3 separate regions of the Homo sapiens genome follow, and regions 1 and 2 are each linked to region 3. A link is a contact called in ENCODE Hi-C or POLR2A ChIA-PET data. All regions are on one chromosome and are shown on one strand. The core of a region is the stretch at or near the end of the contact, and the rest is flanking DNA. Distances in the headings are between cores, read along the strand shown. Region 1 overlaps CAMK1D (calcium/calmodulin dependent protein kinase ID). Region 2 overlaps CAMK1D (calcium/calmodulin dependent protein kinase ID). Region 3 overlaps CAMK1D (calcium/calmodulin dependent protein kinase ID).

What was found. A loop is a pair of places that touch in the nucleus more often than their neighbours do. ChIA-PET counts read pairs that join two places held with the same protein, here RNA polymerase II (POLR2A). Pooled maps may share reads with other maps.
Region 1: a map of chondrocyte shows a loop between it and region 3 (2.6-fold over the local background). The contact joins two enhancer-like sites. A Hi-C loop is called at or near these places in 2 of 168 maps with a recorded cell type or tissue (chondrocyte and sigmoid colon) and 12 of 50 pooled maps. POLR2A ChIA-PET finds 5 or more read pairs at or near these places in 4 of 52 experiments (GM10248, OCI-LY7, activated CD4-positive, alpha-beta T cell and 1 more).
Region 2: a map with no recorded cell type shows a loop between it and region 3 (8-fold over the local background). The contact joins two enhancer-like sites. A Hi-C loop is called at or near these places in 8 of 168 maps with a recorded cell type or tissue (GM12878, PC-3, PC-9 and 5 more), 10 of 37 single-sample maps with no recorded cell type and 25 of 50 pooled maps. POLR2A ChIA-PET finds 5 or more read pairs at or near these places in 6 of 52 experiments (A549, AG04449, GM12878 and 3 more).

What each region holds. Positions count from the first base shown.
Region 1 is chr10:12,447,158-12,450,584 of GRCh38, forward strand. All of the region lies in intron 1 of CAMK1D (calcium/calmodulin dependent protein kinase ID), which reads left to right. Among named protein-coding and RNA genes, the nearest start is that of CAMK1D, 99 kb to the left of the region's middle. RefSeq lists an enhancer at 1,249-2,448. Within about 2 kb of position 1,699, at least 14 of the 41 ENCODE cell types and tissues checked have a DNase peak (open chromatin) inside an H3K27ac peak, as active enhancers do.
Region 2 is chr10:12,364,659-12,368,107 of GRCh38, forward strand. The region is part of intron 1 of CAMK1D (calcium/calmodulin dependent protein kinase ID); the gene reads left to right. Among named protein-coding and RNA genes, the nearest start is that of CAMK1D, 17 kb to the left of the region's middle. Within about 2 kb of position 1,458, at least 4 of the 41 ENCODE cell types and tissues checked have a DNase peak (open chromatin) inside an H3K27ac peak, as active enhancers do; they include GM12878, where a contact is called at or near this core.
Region 3 is chr10:12,708,834-12,712,591 of GRCh38, forward strand. All of the region lies in intron 3 of CAMK1D (calcium/calmodulin dependent protein kinase ID), which reads left to right. Among named protein-coding and RNA genes, the nearest start is that of MIR548Q, 15 kb to the right of the region's middle. Within about 2 kb of position 2,423, at least 9 of the 41 ENCODE cell types and tissues checked have a DNase peak (open chromatin) inside an H3K27ac peak, as active enhancers do; they include GM12878, where a contact is called at or near this core.

The sequences.
Region 1 (3,427 bases), core at 449-2,948, 260 kb before region 3:
AGCTTCAGAAGGCACCACTTTCAAGAGGTAATTAAATTATAAAGATTTGTTCGAAGTCATTATCAATACTGGAGAAGTTAGCAAAGGTATTGGAAGGCCAACAACAATTTATTTCCCATGTCACTCTTTCTGCAGAAACTCACCTAGAGTCCTTAAAGGGAATAACTGGTAACTTTCTGATATATCATGATGAGAGGCCTCTGCTGGCCACTGGGCAGCCTTCAGATAGTTTTTTCCTTTTTTAAAATGTTTAAATTTTTAGGGCTAGGTGTGGTGGCTCATGCCTGTAATCCCAACACTTTGGGAAGCTGAGACAGAAAGATTGCTTGAGGCCAAGAGTTTGAGAACAGCCTGGGCTACATAGCAAGACCCCGTCTCTCCAAAAAATTAAGAAATTAGCTGAGTGTAGTTGTGTGCACCTGGGGTCCCAACTACTCAAAAGAGTGAGGTGGGAGGATTGCCTGAGCCTGAGAGGTTGGGACTGAAGTAAGCCAAGATTGTGCCACAGCATTCCAGCCTTGGTGATAGAGTGAGATCCTATTTCAAAAAAAAATATTGATTTTAAGTTAATTTTGTAGTTCACTGTAGTCTTGAACTCTTGGACTCAAGTGATCCTCCTGCCTCAGCCTCCTGAGTAACGAGGACTACAGGTATGTATCACCATGCTTGGCTGATTTATTTTTTTTACTTATTTTTATTATTATTATTTTTTGAGATGGAGTTTCGCTCTTGTTGCCCAGGCTAGGGTGCAATGGCACAATCTCGGCTCACTGAAACCTCTGCCTTTGGATTCAAGTGATTGTCCTGCCTCAGCCTCCCAAGTATTTGGGATTACAGGTGTGTGCCACTACACCTGGCTAATTTTTTTCTGTTTTTAGTAGAGACAGGGTTTCACCATGTTGGTCAGGCTAGTCTCGAACTCCTGACCTTAAGTGATCCTCCTGCCTTGGCCTCCCAAAGTGTTGGGATTACAGGCATGAGCCACGACTCCTGGACTTTTTTACTTACTTTTACTTTTTGTATTTTTATTTTTACTTATTTTTATTTATTTATTTTTTTGTTTCTCTATATTGCCCAGGCTGATCTTGAACTCCTGGCCTCAAGTGATCCTCCTGCCTTGGCCTCCCAAAGTGTTGGGATTACAAGCGTGAGCCACGATGCCTGGATTTTTTACTTATTTTTACTTTTTGTATTTTTATTTTTGCTTATTTTAATTTTTATTTTTTTTTTGTTTCTCTATATTGCCCAGGCTGATCTTGAACTCCTGGCCTCAAGTGATCCTCCTGCCTCAGCCTCCCAAAGTTGCTGAGATTACAGGTATGGGCCACCATGCCTGGCCCACAGAGTTCTCTGGAGGAGAAACTGTAGAGCCGTGTGGATTCTTGCCTGGGTTTGTTTAGAGATACTACGGACTTCTTGCCTAGGTTTGTTTGGAGAAGAGTCAAGCAGTACTTGAGTGATTTGAATTTTTGTTGAGAAAAACAAAGTGAAAAACATTTTTTCGACATCAGATATGTTGTTTTAGCCTCTGTGGCAGATTTTATTTTTCTCTTTTACTTTTTGTTTTTATCCTTTTGTACTATTTTTAAAGAAAGGAATGAGAAGAAATTATCCCCGGACCATTCCTCCCGGTGAAAAACATGAAATGTGACTATCCGGAAATGGAGTGTGATCACAGGGGCACGTACGGCTGAGTCATCCAAAACGCTGACTGTCGTGTAGGGCTCCGTGGTTTTGGTGGTTTTCTTAACTTCTCTGTGCCCTGGTTACTTCATCAATGTGATGGAGATAATAATCTCATCGGATGTTGTGATTTACTGAGATCATTCTTGTAAACACTTAGAATAGTTCCTGGTACACAGCAAGCGGTTTGTGATTGTTATTGTATGATTCTATCCAGATTCTATTACGTCATGTTACTATGTTATGAAAGATTCCAGTTCCTTGGTGCACTGATGTGGTCTTTGAAACTCAGAACAAATGTTACCTGGGCCGATGTTACATGAGTATTTGGCCATTAAAATCAGATAAAGAGGCCAACCTAGCAAGTTACTCTCATTGAAGTGTGGCTTGTCTGCCATCCTCATTGGGAGCACGTAGAACCTCCCCAAGCTGAGTGGGCAGGGTCCGTGTGGCTGTGTGAAGGGCCCCGTCGTCTTGTGTAGCTGCTCCCGTGTTGAGAGTATAGCATGTTGAAAACAGCCTTGGCAGGAACCACGCTTGCTGTTAACCAGCTCGTCCACTAACCAGCTGTGTATACCCTAGGTCAGGCCAGCTGTTTAAAAAAAAAAAAAGTGAAGATATTTGCTAAGAGAGTAGATCTCAAGTGCCATCATCACACGCACACAAGGGGTGATGATGGCAGTTGATAGGTATGTTAGCTTGATCATGGTGATCATTTTATGATGTATACATATATCAAAACATCATGTTACGATGTATACATATATCAAAACATCATGTTACGATGTATACATATATCAAAACATCATGTTGTATACCTAAATATATACCATTTTTATTTGTCAGTCATACCTCAGTAAAGCTTAAAAAAAGACACATGTTGGCCGGGCGTGGTGGCCCACGCCTATAATCATTTGGGAGGCCTAGGTGGGTGGATCACTGGAGGTTAGGAATTTGAGATTAGCCTGGCCAACATGGCGAAACCCCACCTCTACTAAAAATATAGAAATTATCTGGGCATGGTGGCAGGCGCCTGTAATCCCAGCTAACTGGGAGGCTGAGGTGGGAGAATCGCTTGACTTGGGAGGCAGAGGTTGCAGTGAGCCGAGATTACACCACTGTACTCCAGCCTGGGCGACAGAGCGAGACTCCATCTCAAAAAAAATACACACGTATATAAAAAAAGTAAATTGGAGACATCTTGATGTTACACCCATACTAACAGTAGTGTCAATCTCTGTTCCTTCACCCAAGGAAGGAAAGAAGGAAGGAAGGGAGGGAGGGTGGGGAGAGAGAGAAAGAAGGAAGGAGGGAAGGAAAAAGGGAAAGAAGGAAGGAAGGAAGAAGGAAGTTTCCCTATGTAATTAAAATAGCATTATCACAACTAATACAATTAATACTAATTTCTTAATATCCAGTTTGTATTCCAGTTTCCCCAGTTACATTTGGGTTATATACTGAGTTTACAGCTCCACAGTCTCTTCGTGTGGGGAATGAGGAGGTGGAACTAACTCCATGAGCTCTCAGGTTTATATAAGCGTGAAAGTTTTATGTTTAATACCATTAGGAAGAGCCGTTGTGATTTTGTTAATTTCTTGTTCTTAAAGAAGGATCGAAGCTTTAGAGACATAAACGTGGCTCTCTAGCCAGGTGAAATGGAAATCTGGAAGTTATTTGGTTAAGAGAATAAATAGGGATGGGTTAGTGGTGTCTCCAGCTGGGCTTGGCTTGTAGATTGGGCAGC
Region 2 (3,449 bases), core at 208-2,707, 350 kb before region 3:
TATGGTATGGGAAGAGAAGGAGGCCATTGGAGTCAGTTGTGTGCTGATAAACTGGCCTTGGTGGGACGGCAGTTCTGATTTGTAGCTCTTGCTGATTTCTGTGGTGTGAATACTCCCACCTGGTCTGATTTCAAGCTCCCCATGGTTTAACAACCTACTTGCAAAATTCCTGACTTAGACTTTTAGGAGTCGCTGGAAGGTGGCTGTGGCATACCACTGAAGGAAGCAGAGGTCAGGAGTCTGGGTTTGAGTCCCAGCTCTGCCAGTGAAGAACTATGGAATCTTGGTTTTATCCTCTCTGATTCTTTTTTTTTTTTTGAGGTGGAGTCTCACTGTCACCCAGGCTGGAGTTCAGTGGTGCGATCTTGACTCTCTGGAACCTCTGCCTCCCAGGTTCAAGCGATTCTCCTGCCTCAGCCTCCTAAGTAGCTGGGATTATAGGTATACACCACCACGCCAGGCTAATTTTGTATGTTCAATAGAGACAGGGTTTCACCATGTTGGCCGGGCTGGTCTTGAATTCCTGACCTCAAATGATCCACCCACCTTAGCCTCCCAAAGTTCTGGGATTACAGGTGTGAGCCACCAAGCCGGCCTATCCTCTCTGAGTCCTGATGACCTTGTTTGTCAAATGGGGATAATGACACCTGCTTACGTTATGGACTTTTTATAGATCCCAAATGAGATAAGAATGTGTGCTGCTTGGTATATATTATAGTAAAGACCTCACATTAATCCATACAGGAGCAATTATGATGTTGCAAAGGTTATAGCTTTTTTTGTTTTTGTTTTTGTTTTGATACAGTGTCTCGCTCTGTCGCCCAGGCTGGAGTGCAGTGGCGCAATCTCGGCTCACTGCAAGCTCCGCCTCCCAGGTTCACGCCATTCTCCTGCCTCAGCCTCCCGAGTAGCTGGGACTACAGGCGCTTGCCACCATGCCCGGCTAATTTTTTGTATTTTTAGTAGAGACAGGGTTTCACCGTGTTAGCCAGGATGGTCTCGATCTGCTGACCTCGTGATCTGCCTGCCTCGGCCTCCCAAAGTGCTGGGATTACAGGTGTAAGCCACCACGCCCGGCCTAAAGATTATAGCTTTAAAAATGTTTCCTTCTGTGCTGGCTGGGGTGGCTCACGCCTGTAATCCCAGCACTTTGGGAGGCTGAGGTGGACCAATCAGTTGAAGTCAGGAGTTCGAGACCAGTCTGGCCAACATGGTGAAACCCTGCCTCTACTAAAAAATACAAAAAAATTAGCTGGGCGTGGTGGCACATGCCTGTAATCCCAGCTACTCGGGAGGCTGAGGTGGGAGAATCCCTGGAACCTGGGAGCCGGAGGCTGCAGTGAGCAGAGATCGCACCAATGCACTCCAGTCTGGGTGACAGAATGAGACTCCGTCTCAAAAAAACACGTTTCCTTCTCCTCAGTGTCAGTGTCACATTCACCTCTTGAAACATAGCTGTTATCTTTTGGGCAGGCTTCCTGTAGAAGTTGGGTCATATGTTGATCTTGAATCTGAAAGTTACCAACACAAACCCCAAAGTTTCATAGTCTGTTTTCTTTGGCTCTATTTCAGTGTTGTTGTATTGTTTTCATTTTCGGTTTTTAAGTGATGGTACCCTAAGAAGAACTTAAAATTAGAACAGCAACATGCCATCCTTGTAGAGAATTTGAAAAATTTGGAAGAATATAAAGAAGACAGTAAGAATCAGTTGTTGGGCTGGGCTCAGTGGCTCACACCTGTAATCCTAGCACTTTGGCAGGCCAAGGTGGGTGAATCACTTGAGGACAGGAGTTTGAGACGAGCCTGGCCAACATAGTGAAACCCCATGTCTACTAAAAATAAAAAAAAAAATTAGCCAGGCCTGGTAGCGCATGCCTGTAATCCTGGCTACTCGGGAGGCTGAGGCAGGAGAATCGCTTGAACCTAGGAGGTGGGGGTTGCAGTGAGCTGAGATTGCGTGACTGCACTCCAGCCTGGGTGACACAGCGAGACTATGTCTTAAAAAAAAAAAGAAGAGTCAATCATTGGCTGGATGGATCCTGGGCAGTCAGTCATTCTGCGGGGTGGGTGGCAGATCTAGGGAGAGACCCCAGAGATTAGTGGTGGAGCTGGACCTGTGGAGGTGGGGCTGTGGATCTAGACTCACTGGAGGTATTTCAGTATTTTACTAGGTGGTGTGCCTGAGTCACTGTGCATTGGCTGTGGATATAGGGGCGGCTTTATCCCCTATAAGATAGAGTCTTCGTGAGCACAGTGGGTGTCAGACTTGAAGTTTGTCAGTAATTCGTGTAGCTTGGCAGTGATGGTGGTGATGGCCTTGCTTGGCTTATTCTCATGGTCCCCATCTCTATCCTCATGACCACTTCTAAACACATCCCCAGAATCAGCAGCGGGACAGATCCTGTCGCCAAGATGAGACCTGACGCCACAGACTTCCAGAGAGCTAATTATACTTGTGAGAAAAAGGGGATAAAAAATATTCATATCCAAGTGTGGCTGACTCTCCCTGCTTAGAGTAAGACACAGGAAGCCAGCTTCTTAGTTGCTTCATGACATAAAATAAACACTGTTACATGCACAGTCCTGCTTTCTGCTAAGCTGCAGATGCCCTAAACCTTGAAGCCAACCCCTCTTCAGAACACAGTCTTTGGAAATTCTTGAGGTTAGATCAGTGGTCCTCAATCTTTTTGGCACCAGGGATCAGTTTCGTGGAAGACAATTTTTCCATGGACGAGGGGTGGGGGGATGGTTTCAGGATGATTCAAGCATATTACATTTATTGTGTACTTTATTCCTATTATTATTACCTATTATTATATTTATTCCTATTATTTATTTATTCCTATTATTATATTAAAATATAATGAAATAATTCTACAACTCACCGTAATGTAGAATCAGTGCGAGGCCCTGTGCTTGTTTTCCTGCAAGCCACCTGGGGGTGATGGGAGACAGTGAGGGCTCCTCAGGCATTAGATTCTCATAAGGAGCACACAACCTAGATCCCTGGTGCGCACAGTTCACAACAGGGCTTGTGTTCTGATGAGACTCTAATGCCACCGCTGACTGAACGGGAGGTGGAGCTCAGGCAGTACTGCAAGTGATGGGGGCGTCTGTAAATACTGATGAAGCTTTGCTTGGTTGCCGGCTGCTCACCTCCTGTTTTGTTGCCCAGTTCCTAACAGGCCATGGACTGGTACAGGTCCCATGGCCTGGGGGCTGTGGACCCCTGGCTTAGAAGGTGAAGTCTTTGGCCAGGCGCAGTGGCTCACACCTGTAATCCCAGCACTTTGGGAGGCCGAGGCGGGTGGATCACGAGGTCAGGAGATCGAGACCATCCTGGCTAACACAGTGAAACCCTGTCTCTACTAAAAATACAAAAAATTAGCCGGGCGCGGTGGCGGGCGCCTGTAGTCCCAGCTACTCGGGAGGCTGAGGCAGGAGAATGG
Region 3 (3,758 bases), core at 1,173-3,672:
CAATGATCCCATTAGGCCAGGCGTGGTGGCTCATATCTGTAATCCCAGCACTTTGAGAGGCCGAGGCAGGAGGATCACTTGAAGTCAGTGAGCCACCACGCCCGACCCGGAGTTGCATCTCTTAACGGCATCCCAGTTCGAGTCTCAGCCAAGGGAGCAGGCACCCATGCCCTGGGGCCTGAACTGTGGCATGGGAGTGGGGGGCACAGATCTTTTGGCAGAAGGTGGCTACCCAGGTCCAAGCCTCAGACATCTTTCCTCCTTGTCAGACCTTCCTCCTGGGTGAGTCACCTATGTGGGGGGCGGGTGAGAACCTCTTTGTGGAGGCTCTGGGAAAGCCGACTTGGAGCTTGGAGCCTCCACAGTTATATAAATGGAAAATTAGAAAAAAACAAAAAGGCCTTGTGGGCTTGTAAAGATGGAATACATTGTAGCTGAGAAAATTCTTGGCTGAGAAAATGTGAGGAGTGCTAAGGCCGTGGTTGGAGGATTTTTTTTTTTTTCTTGGTAAAGGGAGACAGTGGCTGCAGAAGGCACCAGCTGTCCCCACCTCTTTGCCATTGTTGAAACAAACTCGCAAATGGAAAGGACTTTGCAATGCAGAGTCTAAGGAGGGAAAATGAAAATATGACAGATACAAAGAACTGAATGCATTCTGAAATCTTAGGGGAATAAAAATATCTAGTATTGAGACAGCCCAAAGCTAAGAGTCTGCAAACTCAGAAACAGCAAGAAGCTTTTTCACAAGAAAAGGAAACTTAGTGCTCTAGGTACATAGAGGTGGAGAGGAGGGCCTGTGTGTTTTAATCTGTCACCCGATATCTTGTATAGCTGTAGGATTATGGAGTGATTCAGTTTCCTCTCTGTAGCAACATCCATGAAAATATCTATTTACTTACTGCCTCGGGAAAACATTCAAATTTATGATTTAATCAGCTTCAAAGTATTTCTGCTGAGTTTTGTTACTTTGTTTAACTTTTTTATTATGTGGTAGCTGGTGGATTGTAGGCATATTTAGCAGTTGGGAAATGTCTAAGGAAAGATTACCTTTGATAAAAAGCCAGTAGGAAGGGAATTGAAGGACGCAGAGTCGATGCCTGCAGTTTCTTGTTTTTGTTTCCCCAGCTCTGGAGTCAGACTGCATAGGTTTGCATCCTGACTCTTCAAGTTACCGTGTGACTTTGAGCAAACTTCTTAACTTTTCTGTGCCTCAGTTTCCTCTAAAATGTGATCATAGTTGTATTTACCTCAGAGATTGTCATGAGGATTAAATGAAATACTATATAAATGCTTAGAGCAGTATATCATCTTTCAGAAGAAAATTAAGTGTTACCGTTTGTAACTATCAGCTTCACAGACACTTAACTTCTTCTTTAATTTTCCCACTTAGAACCTAAAGTATATTTCTGTAAATGGGCACAACAGCTGGATCCCGACGTAATGACATTGATTTACGTTGTAAGTAACACACTACTGCCACCAGAGTATTTCTGGACAGTGTCTTGATAACTTTCGGTAATTTGGCTGTACCCTGTCATTCATTCCGTACATGTTTATTGAGCATCTATTATATGCTAGAAATGACATGAGCTATGGAAAATATGAACATGAAAAATAAAGAGCCCACAGATTAGTGACAAAGACAGAGAAGAAACAAATGCCTTCGATACAGTCTTTTGTACGTCAAAGTTTTTAGCCCTCTTGACAGTGGCTTGAGAGACCAGGTGTACAGACTTCTTTCGGGCTCAGGTCCTGCAAGTTGTGGGATGGGGGCCAGGATAATTTGCCACCAGCAAGCTTGGATTCAGCCACCTGCTGCTGCCCAGAATGCGATCCAACCTTTCCCAGTGAAAATGCAACCTTAGGAGTCAGGACCCAGGCAAGAGGGGGAGTGTGTAAAGACCTACACTGTATTCCACTAAGAACAAATAACTAATCACACAGCAGAACCTCTGGTATATAAACAAAGACATCCAGGCTGAACACAACCCCACCGGCGATATGTACCTCCGAGTGTACACCAGGGTATATAAAAAGTTATCCAAATGTCTGTTGCCTTTGACATTTGATCAATCACTATTGGAGTTTTCATCAACTTGTTCAGACTATATACCATGGATCTTTGCTGGGTGGATTAAGGTTTTGAATGTATTGCTTGTGTATTTCATCATGCAGTCAAAATCCACCTCCCACATAAGCCTGTTGTTGGATAGAGCTCCCAGTCATGAAAGTCTGTCCTCTTTTTCTCCCCTTCTATTTCTTGGTATTAATTTCAGCTTAATCAAGTCTTCTGGCCCTGTGATTCCAGGAACAGTTGGGTTCTGGCTAAAAGCAAAAGAGAAAACCGCCTGTTTCAGTCGCATAAGGTGATGTGGCAAGAACTTGTTTCTGAGGAATCCAAGATCTAGCCATTTTCAGCAGTGGTCATAGGGGACTGGAACGGGGGCGCCACCTGCAGGCTAAGGGGGAAAACACAGAGCGAGAAACTGAACCTTGCTTTAGGGGACAGGCATTTAAAGGCAAAGGAAATTCAGTCCCTCTGTGATAGACAGTAATGAACTCAGCAGGCTGTCTTGTAGATAAATATGCATGAGAATGCATCGTTGGAAGAGCTCTCACGTATTCCCTTCATTCCTGCCTTTTGGAGTTTCAGAATGTTTTACATTTTATGTTCATTTATATTTTTCTTTGTCAGAGTATGGAGATCCTAAAATCATCTGCCAGGGTATTTGCTGCTTCTTGGTACTGCTTGCTGCTCTTTTCAGAGAGAGCAGTGCCAGGTAAAATATTCTGCATTCTCATAAGAAGAGGTGAATGTCATTGCGTTCCCTGTTAATATGAGGCAGGGAAGGACGCTCTGGCCCGGAGCCGGAGTCCTCACACCACTTTGGTCTCTGTCCTTTCTAGCAGATCTAAATATCTACTCTGTCTACACCCTGTTTTTACAGAAACACCAGTGCTAGTCTAGAATGAAGGCAACATTGACAGCAGTGATGATCAAACGTTCGTTTTTCAATATGCCATGAAAAATAACTTGGTCCAAAATAAAATTCTGTCCTTATATTTCTATTTAGATGTATACCTCCCATAAAGGTAAAATGTTTTTCTCAGACGTAATTTCAGATTTTCTGTGTGCCCTACCAACAGATCAGGTTTCTCCTAAGTTTTTCAGTGGAAAATGTGATCGGCAAATGTATCAGCTGTTCCTCTGTTAGCTTTGTTGATTGATGCTTTTGAGGGGCAGAGTAGGTTTATTTGCTGATTTGTGCATTTTATCAGGTACAAAGGACATAGCAGATGTGGAAGATGCTTTTAAGAACTTCACCAAGAAGCTTGAGGGCCACCCTAAGGGAAGCTCCGCTCTCCTTCAACTGAAGCTCTCCAGGGACAATAGGAGCTGATGTTTTTGGAAGCGTCACACTGCTGGGGTCAGTGTTGCAGGTTCAGGAATGTCAGGATGCAGCCCTGTGTCTAGAGTACTCACAGCTAGGACAGGCGCACACATAACTATAATACCAAGCCAGCCTGCAGCAGCGCCATGGAGGGGCACACAGGGTGAAGAAGGGTGTCTTAGCTGGAATTGCTACAACAGAACGCTGTAGACTGGGCAGCTTCAATGTGGATGTGTATTTCTCACAGTTCTGGAGGGTGGAAGTTCCAGAGCAAGGTGGTGGCTGATTCACTTCCTGGTGAGGGCTCTCTTCCTGGTTTGCAGACGGCCTCCTTCTCACTGTGTTCTCACATGGTGGACAAAAAGA